2 separate regions of the Homo sapiens genome follow, and region 1 is linked to region 2. The links are chromatin contacts, found by Hi-C or POLR2A ChIA-PET in ENCODE. All regions are on one chromosome and are shown on one strand. Each heading gives the region's core, a stretch centred on a gene start or an enhancer-like site at or near the end of the contact. The rest is flanking DNA. Distances are from core to core; before and after follow the strand shown.

Region 1 (5,671 bases), core at 1,674-4,173, 820 kb before region 2:
GCAGAGACGGGGTTGGCTGTGGCTGGCCAAGGCCATGTTGGCCAGGCTGGTCTTGAACTCCTGACCTCAGGTGATCTGCCCGCCTTGGCCTCCCAACGTGCTGGGATTACAGGTATAAGCCACCGCACCTGGCTTGCAGTGGGATTTTTAAATTGACTCCAAAAGGTACTGAAAAATCTTAGATGGGCTCTCAACTCAGATTTTATAAAAGAAAAATGTGTCTCCTGCCCTGCCTCGTGGGCGGTTGAGGGAGCAGAAACGGGTGGGCAGAGGCCTTGTCCTCTAGAGTGGGGAATTCCATCTGATGGAAGCCTAATCTCTAAGGAGAACTGTGATGACCCACACAAAACCTCTGCCTCCCCAGTTGTCCACATCAGGGGCCTAATTGATGGTGTGGTGGAAGCTGACATTGTGGAGGCCTTGCAGGAGTTTGGACTCATCAGCTATGTGATGGTAATGTCTAAAAAGAGACAAGCACTGGTGGAGTTTGAAGATGTGCTAGAGGCTTGCAACGCAGTGAACTACACAGCCGACAACCAAATACATATTGCCGGTCACCCAGCTTTTGTCAACTACTCTACCAGCCAGAAGATCTCCCGCCCCGGGAACTCGGATGATCCGGAGCGTGAACAGTGTGCTTCTCTTTACCATCCTGAACCCCATCTATTCGATCACCACGGATGTTCTTTACACTATCGGTAATCCTTGTGGCCCTGTCCAGAGAATTGCCATTTTCCGGAAGAATGGAGTTCAGGCCATGGTGGAATTTGACTGTGTTCAAAGTGCCCAGTGGGCCAAGGCCTCACTCAATGGGGCTGAAATCTATTCCGGCTGTTGCACTCTGAAGATCAAATACACGAAGCCTACACGCTTGAATGTGTTCAAGAATGATCAGGATACTTGGGACTACACAAACCCCAATCTCAGTGGACAAGGTGACCCTGGCAGCAACCCCAACAAACGCCAGAGGCAGCCCCCTCTCCTGGGAGATCACCCCACAGAATATGGAGGGCCCCACCGTGGGTATCACACCCATTGCCATGATGAGGGCTATGGCCCCCCAGCCCGCGACCTCACTACGAAGGGAGAAGGACGGGTCCACCAGTGAGGGGGAGTCACCCTTGGGGCCCAAGTCGCAACGGCCCCTAGTATGGGCACCCCCCACCCCCTCCCCACCACCCGAGCATGGCCCTCACCCCGACAGCCCTGTCCTCATGGTCTACAGTTTGGATCAGTCTAAGATGAACTGTGACCAAGTCTTCAATGTCTTCTGCTTGTATAGCAATGTGGAGAAGGTGAAAGTCATGAAAAGCAAGCCGGGGACCGCCATGGTGGAGATGGCTGACGGCTACACTGTGGACCGGGCCACTACCCACCTCAGCAACAACTTCATGTTTGGGCAGAAGCTGAATGTCTGTCTCCAAGCAGCCAGCCATCATGCCCTGTCAGTCATGCGGGTTGGAAGTCACGTCTTGCAGTTACAGAGACTTCAGTGAATCCCGAACAATCGGTTCCCCTCGCTGGAGCGGGCAGGGAAGAACCGCATCCAGCACCCCAGCAACGTGCTGCACCTCTTCAACGCCCCGCTGGAGGTGACTGACAACTTCTTTGAGATCTGAGATGAGCTGGGCGTGAAGCGGCCATCTTCTGTGAAAGTATTCTCAGGCAAAAGTGAGCGCAGCTCTTCTGGACTGCTGGAGTGGGAATCCAAGAGCGATGCCCTGGAGGCTCGGGGCTTCCTGAACCATTACCAGATGAAAAACCCAAGTGGTCCATACCTTACACTCTGAAGCTGTGTTTCTCCACCGCTCAGCATGCCTCCTAATTAGGTGGCTAGGAAGAGTCCCATCAGAGCAGGAAGTCATTTCTCTTCCCTTTATGCCATTTTTCGTTTTTTTTTTTTTTTTGTTTTTTTTGTTTTTGTTTTTTTTTTGAAAGCTAGGTTTGTAGAGGCTTAACCTTAATGGAAACGCTGGAAGTCTGCAGGGGGAGCGAGAGGGGACCTGATCTGTCCCAAGATTAACCTTCACTTCTTCACTTTTAAAAAATTATTGTGGGCCGGGCGCGGTGGCTCACGCCTGTAATCCCAGCACTTTGGGAGGCCGAGGTGGGCGGATCACAAGGTCAGGAGATGGAGACCATCCTAGCTAACACGGTGAAACCCCGTCTCTACTAAAAATACAAAAAATTAGCCGCGTGTGGTGGCGGGCGCCTATAGTCCCAGCTACTCAGAAGGCTGAGGCAGGAGAATCGCTTGAACCCGGGAGACGGAGGTTGCAGTGAGCCAAGATCGTGCCACTGCATCCCAGCCTGAGTAACAAGAGCGAGACTCCATCTCAAAAAAAAAAAAAAAAAAAATTATTGTACATGTGATTTTTTTTTTTCCTGTTCATACATTTGTGCTGCCCATGTACTCTTGGCACATTTCAATAAAATTGTTTGGAAAATAAACACAGCAAAAAAAAAAAGAAAAGAAAAGAAAAGAAAAATGTGTTTTCTATCTGAAGGATTTAATTGACGGCTGTGCCAATAATTTCTCAAATTTAGCTGTGCTCATTCTCCCTAATTTATTTGAAAGACATGACAAGGAAAACAAGACCTTCCTTGGGCTTTTCACTGCTGGGGCTCTCTGGCCCTAAAGAGCGGAGAGTGTCTACAAAATCCTAGGTCAGCAGCTGCGGTTTTGAGATTTCACACACGTAGTGCCTAAGTGTGTGTCTGTCCTGACAGCCTAGAACATTGCTGATCAGGACACAGCCTGCCCAGGTGAAATGCCTCCGAGGCAGGCAAACCCTCAATTAATCTTCTCAAGGCTTCAGTAGACGTAAGAAATGAGTGGACACGCCTTTCTATCAACGGAGAAGCTGTGGGTTTGCTCATGTTTTCTGGATTCCTTCCAGCTTCTGGGTAAGTTTCCCTTCTCGCAATTCAGGAATGGGTGTGGAAAGCTGCAAGCTTGTCTTCCCTACCAGCGGCAGCAGACTCCCTGACCTGCCTGCACTGGCAGCAACTTGCAGGACGGACACTTTATTCTTTTTTTTTTTTTTTTTTTTTTGATACAGAGTCTAGCTCTCTTGCCAGGCTGGAGTGCAGCGGCGCGATCTCAGCTCACTGCAGGCTCCGCCTCCCGGGTTCACGCCATTCTCCTGCCTCAGCCTCCCGAGTAGCTGGGACTACAGGCGCCCGCCACCACGCCCGGCTAATTTTTTTGTATAAGAGACGGAGTTTCACAGTGTTAGCCAGGATGGTCTCGATCTCCTGACCTGGTGATCCACCTGTCTTGGCCTCCCAAAGTGCTGGGATTACAGGTGTGAGCCACAGCACCCGGTCTCTTTTGTCTAGAAATTTCATACAAGGGAAAGCAGGCCCTCTTCCCATGAGATCAATAAAAGGGAATCGTATTGAAAATGAGAATACATTCCCAAAACACATTTCCATCTATCTCGTTACCCACAAATACTCATTAAAATTGAATTTAAGAATAGCCAGCCATATCTTTTAAGAGATTACTTCCCTCCTACCAAATTAAACTTTAAAAACTCTATTTCAGTTAGTAATGAGCCTTTATTTTAGAATATATCAGTCTCTTATCAGAGGCATCAAATCATTTTCTTTTCATCAATAAAAATGTCACAATTAAGAATTATAACTCAGCCAGGTGCGGTGGCTCAGGCCTGTAATCCCAGCACTTTGGGAGGCCAAGGCCGGCGAATCACCTGAGGTCGGGAGTTCGAGACCAGCCTGGCCAACATGGTGAAACACTGTCTCTATTAAAAATACAAAATTAGCTGGGCATAGTGGTGGGCGCCTATAGTCCCAGCAACTTGGGAGGCTGAGGCAGGAGAATCACTTGAACCCGGGAGGCGGAGGTTCCAGTGAGCCGAGGTCATGTCATTGCACTTCAGCCAGCCTGGGCAAAAAGAGTGAAACTTTGTCTCAAAAAAAAAGAATTATAACTCAATTTTTTGGAGCTCCGGCAGCCATAACTCAACATTTGTTCTCACAGTGCACTTTCTACCTCATAATTTCAAGTTTCAAGAGAAAATTAATATCACATGATCAGAAAAATGCAGATAATAACTGTACAAACCTGGGCAAGTCATTTTCCTCTTCTAGGGGCAATGTGTGCAGGGCTGACTCACAATCACACCATTTCTTTCAGATTGATTATTACTAGATTTTATATATTAATAAATACATTAAAGAAAATGCCTAGGACCACCCCTAGTTTGTGACAAGGTTAAGCATGGCATGTGATTTTTAGGTCTTCAGTGTTATTTCTGAATATTGCTCCTACCAGTATAATCTTCTACATTTTTTGTTTTTGATGAAGCGATGTTATCACCCAGTATCTTTTTTTGTTTGTTTGTTTTCATTTTGGTCATTTTGGTCACTGCACTGGAACACAAACCTGCCCCTCTTTCTGTCTCTCTCTCTTTTTCAGTCGTCTGTTGCCCAGACTGGAGTGCCGTGGCTCAAACACAGCTCTCTATAACCTCAAACTCCTGGGCTCAAGTGATCTTCCCACCTCAGCCTCCGGAGTAGCTGGGACCACAGGTGCACGCCACCATGCCCAGCTAATTTTTTTGTATTTCGTAGAGACAAGGTCTTGCTGTGTTGTCCAGGCTGGTCTGTAACTCCTGGGCCGAGGCACTCCTCCTGCCTTGTCCTCCCAAAGTGCTGGGATTACAGGCATGAGCCACCACTCCCGGCATCCTGCCTCTTTTCGATATATATTTTTTTTTTTTGCATTCTAAAAATAGCATCTTTTCTCAGATTATAGAATTAGTATTATTCATCACAAATATTTAAAATATGAAAAGTTATGAAGAAAATCAAATCACTCCTAATCCCTCCACCAAAAGGTAATCACTGTTAACACTTGTAGTTTATTTCCCTCTAGTATTTTTTTTTTTTTTTTTTTGAGACAGAGTCTTGCTCTGTCACCAGGCTGATGGTGCAGTGGCGTGACCTCGGCGCACTACAACCTCTGCCTCCTGGGTTCAAGTGATTCTCCTCCCTCAGCAACCAGAGTAGCTGGGACTACAGCCGTGCGCCACCATGCCCAGCTAATTTTTGTATTTTAAGTAGAGACTGGCTTTCACCATGTTGGCCAGAATGGTCTCGATCTCTTGACTTCGTTATCTGCCCGCTTCAGCCTCCCAAAGTGCTGGGATTACAGGCGTGAGCCACTATGCCCGGCCCCTTTGGTATTTTTATGTAGAATCACTTTTTTTCTCCAAAAGGTATACAACAAATAAACCAAAAGCAGTTTTCCCATTTGTAATCCATATCTATCTAGCATAAAGCCATGTAAACTTGGTCTCGAGCTTGTCCCAACAGCCCTACCAGCCCGAGTTTTCCTATCCCTGCCTTGTGGTCTATTTCTCCATCCACCCTGACCCAAATGCCACTCTCACAGAACTCTAGATTTGAGTTTGCCTTCATTTCTGTTTGACCCCTCAGACCTTGGGAATGTGAATTGTAAAGGCAAAACTTCATGAGATTCGTTTTTCTCTGAACCCAATATAACAAAAAAAACAAGTGAGATTTTATTAAAATCTACATTTCTTACTGTTTTTGATGCTTTGGAAATCAATCCAGTTTTACTCTGCCTTTTTCAATGCAGGTATTTCAAAGGATATGAGATACTCAAGAGCAGGCACCTATT
Region 2 (5,565 bases), core at 842-3,341:
GAAGACATTTCAGCAATAATAACATAATTAAAAATCACTGACTTACAACCCTACATGCATGTTACAGAATCTTCAGTTTCTCCTCACTCCCTACCCTGCTTATTTCTGGAAGCCTCATGTCAGCTCAAGAACAGTTCTTTCCCGTTTCACCCTTTAGCTCCCTCTTCCTGGGGCTGCTGTCCAAGCCGCTTCAGGTACATGAAGACAGAGTCTCTCTGCTCTGGTGTGCACCGGGGTGGCAAGGGGCCTGGGTCTATGCCTTGCTGGCCTTCCGTCCTCTGTGTTCTGGGTCCCCTCAGGTTCATGGAACAAGCTATGCTGTGCCCTACCCTCCTGCCCTTATGCCACCTTGCCACCGGGACCCCATGAAATGCTGCAGGTGCCCTGGTATTTCTCCAAATCCCTTATAAAGTTAGCTCCTAGCTGTTGCTTCTCTCTGCAGGAGGCTCTGCCACAAAACCAAGGGGCTAGGGAGAGAGCTGGGACCCCAGGCCATTCCTCCCACTCTGCCTCCGCCCCCAGGAGCTTGTCCACAACATGTAGGCACCAGGACCTCCAGTGTCCCAGCCAACCTTCAAGGGCCAGCATGTTCCCTCCTTCTACCGTGAAGCCAAGCCACGTGTCCTCCCCGCCTCAAAGCCCCCCACAGTGCTTTGTTCTTGTCTTGTGCTGCTTACCATGGTTTCTCCATCACAGGAGATTTTTGGTACTCTTCTTCTTCCCTTTTCCTAAAAGATAAGCTGAGTTTGAATTGGGATTATACTATATATTATTTATTTTTTATATTTGATGTATTGTGCTTAATACAATGCTCAGCAAACCGTAGGTGCTGACTAAAGATTTACGAAGGGAAAGAAGAAAACAGTGAAAAAGCCAGATTATGCTTATGGCACATTCACCCAGGTGGGTTTGACAGTGAGTGACCAAAAGCTTTTGTGGAAGAGCATGAACAAATCATGAAACTGACTAGTATTCATGATCCCTTTTTGTTCTGTGCTGTCATCATTGAGTTAATGTAACTGTCATTAGCCTACCTTTGTTTTTAGCTCATTTGCTGCTTGAGTTAACACATTCTGCAAGCCTGCAACTAAAACCATGAAGTGTTTCTTTATTATATGGTGTCTTTCCAAACAGCCAAGCAACATTAGGTAGAAAGAGCCTGGATTTGGAGTGAGACAGAATTGAATCCTGGCTCACTGATGGAGCTCACAAGCCTGGGGAACCTTAGGCCAGTTCCTCAATTTCTCTAAACCCAGACTTCCTCTTCTATCACGTGGACCATTGTGTTACGCACCCACAGGCTGTTCTGGAGATGAAGTATTGAGATGCAGGCCGAGCACAATGCTGGCGCAGAGAGCCTGCACAAATCGTTGTTAGCTTTTACACAATTATTATTATCATGGTGGTTGTTCTGCCTTCTCAGATGTTATCTTTCTGCACTCACATATATTAATCTTTGTAGTTTATGTGGAAACCTTATTGCATCCCCTTGATTATGTCAATGATGTTCTCTGGCTCTTTCTTGAATTTTCTTCTACCACTTCTGAGTGAAGAAAAGGAAAGAAATGATATGATAAAGTCTTCGGTGGCAGGGATATTTTCTGTTTTTCCACCCTTGGGTGGGTTTCAGGGAAATCCAGAAAAATACCAGCTGGCAGAAGGTATCATTGTTTTTGGCTAAAGGAACATTGATACATACCCTTTTCCACAGAAGTGAGGAGACCAAACCACTGGAGGAAAGGAGGTGGTTTTGTGTCACATGTGAAAAGAAAGCTGGGCGCAAGGGGAGAAGAATATTTCAGGCCAGAGCATTTGAATGCAGCTGAAGGCTTCCGTTCCACACTAAGTAACTGAAGACATTTACAAACTAGATGAAAATAACTCTTTTATAAGCCCTATAGGACCCCTGCTTGCCTGATAAAATGATTGGAAAATTAGGTAGACTAACTTGTTTTGCTGATTGAGAAAAATACGGCCAATTCAAACCTGCAGTTGAACTGTTGAGATAATAAACTCCGCCATTCTAACGAGTCTGGGTTGTCATCAGGATGTGGCCCTTTCTGTTCTCGTGCTAGCTATTTTGGATTATCTTTCCTGAAGGCAGACGTAATTGTTACATTTGCAGATGTCACATTTAGTTATGCAGGCATTGGGTGTGTGTCTTTGTGTGCAGGAAACAAGTTTAATTAAAAAAATACACGTATTTTCTTTTTTTTTTTTTTTTTTGAGACAGAGTCTTGCTCTGTCACCCAGGCTGGAGTGCAATGGCATGATCTCCGCTCACTGCAACCTCTGCCTGCCTCCCGGGTTCAAGTGATTCCCCTGCCTCAGCCCCCTGAGTAGCTGGGATTACAGGCATGTGCCACCACGCCAGGCTGATTTTTGTATTTTTAGTAGAGACGGGGTTTTACCACGTTGGCCAGGCTGGTCTCGAACTCCTGACCTCAAGTGATCCGCCCACCTCGGCCTCCCAAAGTGCTGGGATTACAGGAGTGAACCACCACACCTGGCCCACATTTTCTTTCATAGGCCCTTTTGGCCTGGTTATATTGTTTCTGTTTGGGGGCCAGAAAGGTGTATCCAAATGTTTTCCTTAAATTCTTTTCAGAGTTCATGGCCCAGGGAACATGCCCCCATGCCAGGTCTAATAAAACTAGCTACACTTAGAAGAAATCAAGATGCCAAGGGACCATCTCAGGACCCAGAAGGGAATGTGGGCTTATGGGTGAGGGCTGGGCTTCTAGGATTGTTTGCTCTGATGATGTAGGAGGATGGGAGAGGTAAATTAGGAAAAGAGGCTTTAGCACTGCAAGTGAACACCCACCTTAACATAATAATGACTTATTTTTATTGAGTGACGTGCCAGGCCCTATTCTCAGCATTTTACATGCATTTTCTCATTAATTCTCACACTGTCTCTACAAGATAGGTACTATTATTATGGTCAGCACCTACAGATGAGGAAACTGGGGCTTAGACAATAAAAGTCACTTGCCCAGTGAACAGCTAGGAGAGAATTAGAACTTAAAACTGGCCTAATTCGAGACATGATCTGGACATGTCCTTTGGCCTAGTTTGAAACATGCCCTTCCTCTCCCTTTACCCCTTGGCAACTTCCCCAGTTTCCACTTAAGGATATGTGTGGTTCCAGTGGGAATAACTCTGATCCAGGTCTAGGGGTGGGGCATGTGACATAGGCTAAGCCAATCAGGGTAGGGTCAAAGTGATTGGTCAGGATGTTACTGAGCCAGCAATGGGCTCACTGCCTAATGTGCATTGTGGCCAATCCCACTGCACTGGCTTTTAAGAAAAGAAAAGGTTTACTGCAAGTCTACCAGCAAGGAGACAGGAGGAAACACTCCAACCTGTCTCTGCAAGTTGGAGTTTAGGACAGGTTTTATAAGCATGGGGTCATGAGGCATGATCTGATTGGATTTTGCAATGAGGTGATGCTGGGAGGCATAATCTGATTGGATCTTGCAATGAGGTGATGCTGGGAGGCATGATCTGATTGGATCTTGCAATGAGGTGATGCTGGGAGGCATGATCTGATTGGATCTTGCAATGAGGTGATGCTGGGAGGCATGATCTGATTGGATCCCGTCATGGGGTGATGCTGGAAACTGATATGATTGGATCCTGGATCCTGACATGCCGTGTTCACTTCTTAATTAAGTTCCCACTCCTCAGTCTTGCACTGAGGTCCCCCTGTGGTCGCATACTTGGTTCATCTGGGCATGCTCGGGTTACATAACCTTCAACCTGGAGTCCACGGCAACCGAAAAACAACTCACAACTTTATCATATAAGAGTTGAGCCAGATTGGTCTGCTGTGGTTACAAGGAGAGGTCATGTGACCCAAGCCATTCTAATCAGAATGAGTAACAGGGTTTTGGGATAAAGGTCTCTTTTGCCTTCTGTACTGTGGACAGTGTGGATGTGAGGTCTCCAGCTACTGAAATGATTTGCTATTGTGGGACAGACTGTCTGAGGGTAAAGGCAATATTCCAGGAGACCCGAGGTGGAAGAACTGTGGAGAAATGGAGGTGAAGAGCCGATGATGAATGAACCTCAGCAGCAAACGCTGGCTGACACCTAAACCACCCTGGGACTCAGTAGTCATGGGAGACAACCTAGTCCCCTATGCATAAGCCAGATTCAATTGAGTTCTCTGTTCCTCATAGCCAAAACGTTCTAAGAGATGCGATCACACTGTCCTGAGGGGCTTTATCAGCATTCTGCCTAGACTCTAGCCTGACAAAGCTTCCCTTGGGCACTGGAATGTTCCTCAAAAATATTTTTTAAAACGTTCTATACGTAACGATGGAAATTGCCCTCAAAATATAAAGAAGGGCTGGTGGGCACTCCAATGTCTGAAGCTGGCTGATTTTCATAATAATTCCTTAATTGTGGCAGCACTGCATCATCCTGAACCAAGCTGTTTTTTTTTTTTTTTTCTTCAGAAGAGTTTATTGAGGACACATTTTTGGAGTTGTTGATAGTGATTTTTGAAACAGTAGCAATTCTCTTTACAGGAGAAGTCAATTTAGTTTGATAGATTGTCTGGGCACTTTGACCCCACCCCAGCCAGTAACCACACAATGGCTAGCCTGAGAGGGCTCGGCTTGGGGTCACCCACCTCCCCTGACAACCCTGCTTCCTGGGCTGGCCCTTTCAAAGTCATCTTAGTTACTACATCCTGCCAGAGTGTTAAATAATGACAGACTCTAGCGTTTCTCCTAGCAGGGCTGTTCGTATTCCAAGAGGAGACTCCTGAACATTGAAATATGTTTTCAACTTGCTGGAATAAAACTAATGGTGAAATTTAAGGCCCATGACAGGACACTAAGAAAAGACATATTCTGGGACAAAGAAACATTTTTTTTTCTCTCAAATCATGTCCTTAGTGAAACGGCTGTGTACTTGTATATTCAGCTATGACTAGGATAGTCTCCATATATGGAAATTCCAGTTTAACACAAACCTATAGCATCTGAAACTTTCTCTCTCCCTCCCTCTCTCTCTCACGCACACGCACCCACACAGTCAATTTAAAGAAGAGGGCAAAGGGATTGGGAAGGGACTGGCTGAGTTCCACCTGTGTCTTTGGAAGGCTGTGACAGCTGTCTTGTACTGTTAGAACATGTGCGTACACAGAGTCTAGCCAGGGACTTTACTACTTGTGGTGATGGTTACTGAAAAGGGAGAGAGGTGAATGTCTCAAGCTAGAGGGAATGGCCAGGGGCAGGAATCATTTGCTATTCTTGTGCGTAACACCGTCACCCCCATGTACGTTCAGAGGTTTGCTCCTGAGCCTAGTATGACCACGCACGTCTTTTCCCTCGAGCATTATGGGCCTAGGCAAGGACGCTGCTGCAATTTTGCCTGCTCATAACCCAGAAAACCTCAGATGCTGGTTTTAAAGTTTGACAGGCATTTTTGACCTGCTATTCTAGGTGGTTTACTGATGTATAAACAGTGATTAATAGCAACTACTGTTTTTTAAACTATGGAATTTTTTTCTCTTTTAATCTCTAATATAGTGGCATTTTTATGAATGATAGT

What was found. A loop is a pair of places that touch in the nucleus more often than their neighbours do. ChIA-PET counts read pairs that join two places held with the same protein, here RNA polymerase II (POLR2A).
Region 1: a map of posterior vena cava shows a loop between it and region 2 (5-fold over the local background). The contact joins two enhancer-like sites. A Hi-C loop is called at or near these places in 1 of 168 maps with a recorded cell type or tissue (posterior vena cava). POLR2A ChIA-PET finds 5 or more read pairs at or near these places in 2 of 52 experiments (AG04450 and OCI-LY7).

What each region holds. Positions count from the first base shown.
Region 1 is chr6:7,477,248-7,482,918 of GRCh38, reverse strand. It overlaps the pseudogene HNRNPLP1. Among named protein-coding and RNA genes, the nearest start is that of DSP, 62 kb to the left of the region's middle. Within about 2 kb of position 2,923, at least 4 of the 41 ENCODE cell types and tissues checked have a DNase peak (open chromatin) inside an H3K27ac peak, as active enhancers do.
Region 2 is chr6:6,655,582-6,661,146 of GRCh38, reverse strand. No RefSeq gene overlaps it. Among named protein-coding and RNA genes, the nearest start is that of LY86-AS1, 36 kb to the right of the region's middle. Within about 2 kb of position 2,091, at least 8 of the 41 ENCODE cell types and tissues checked have a DNase peak (open chromatin) inside an H3K27ac peak, as active enhancers do.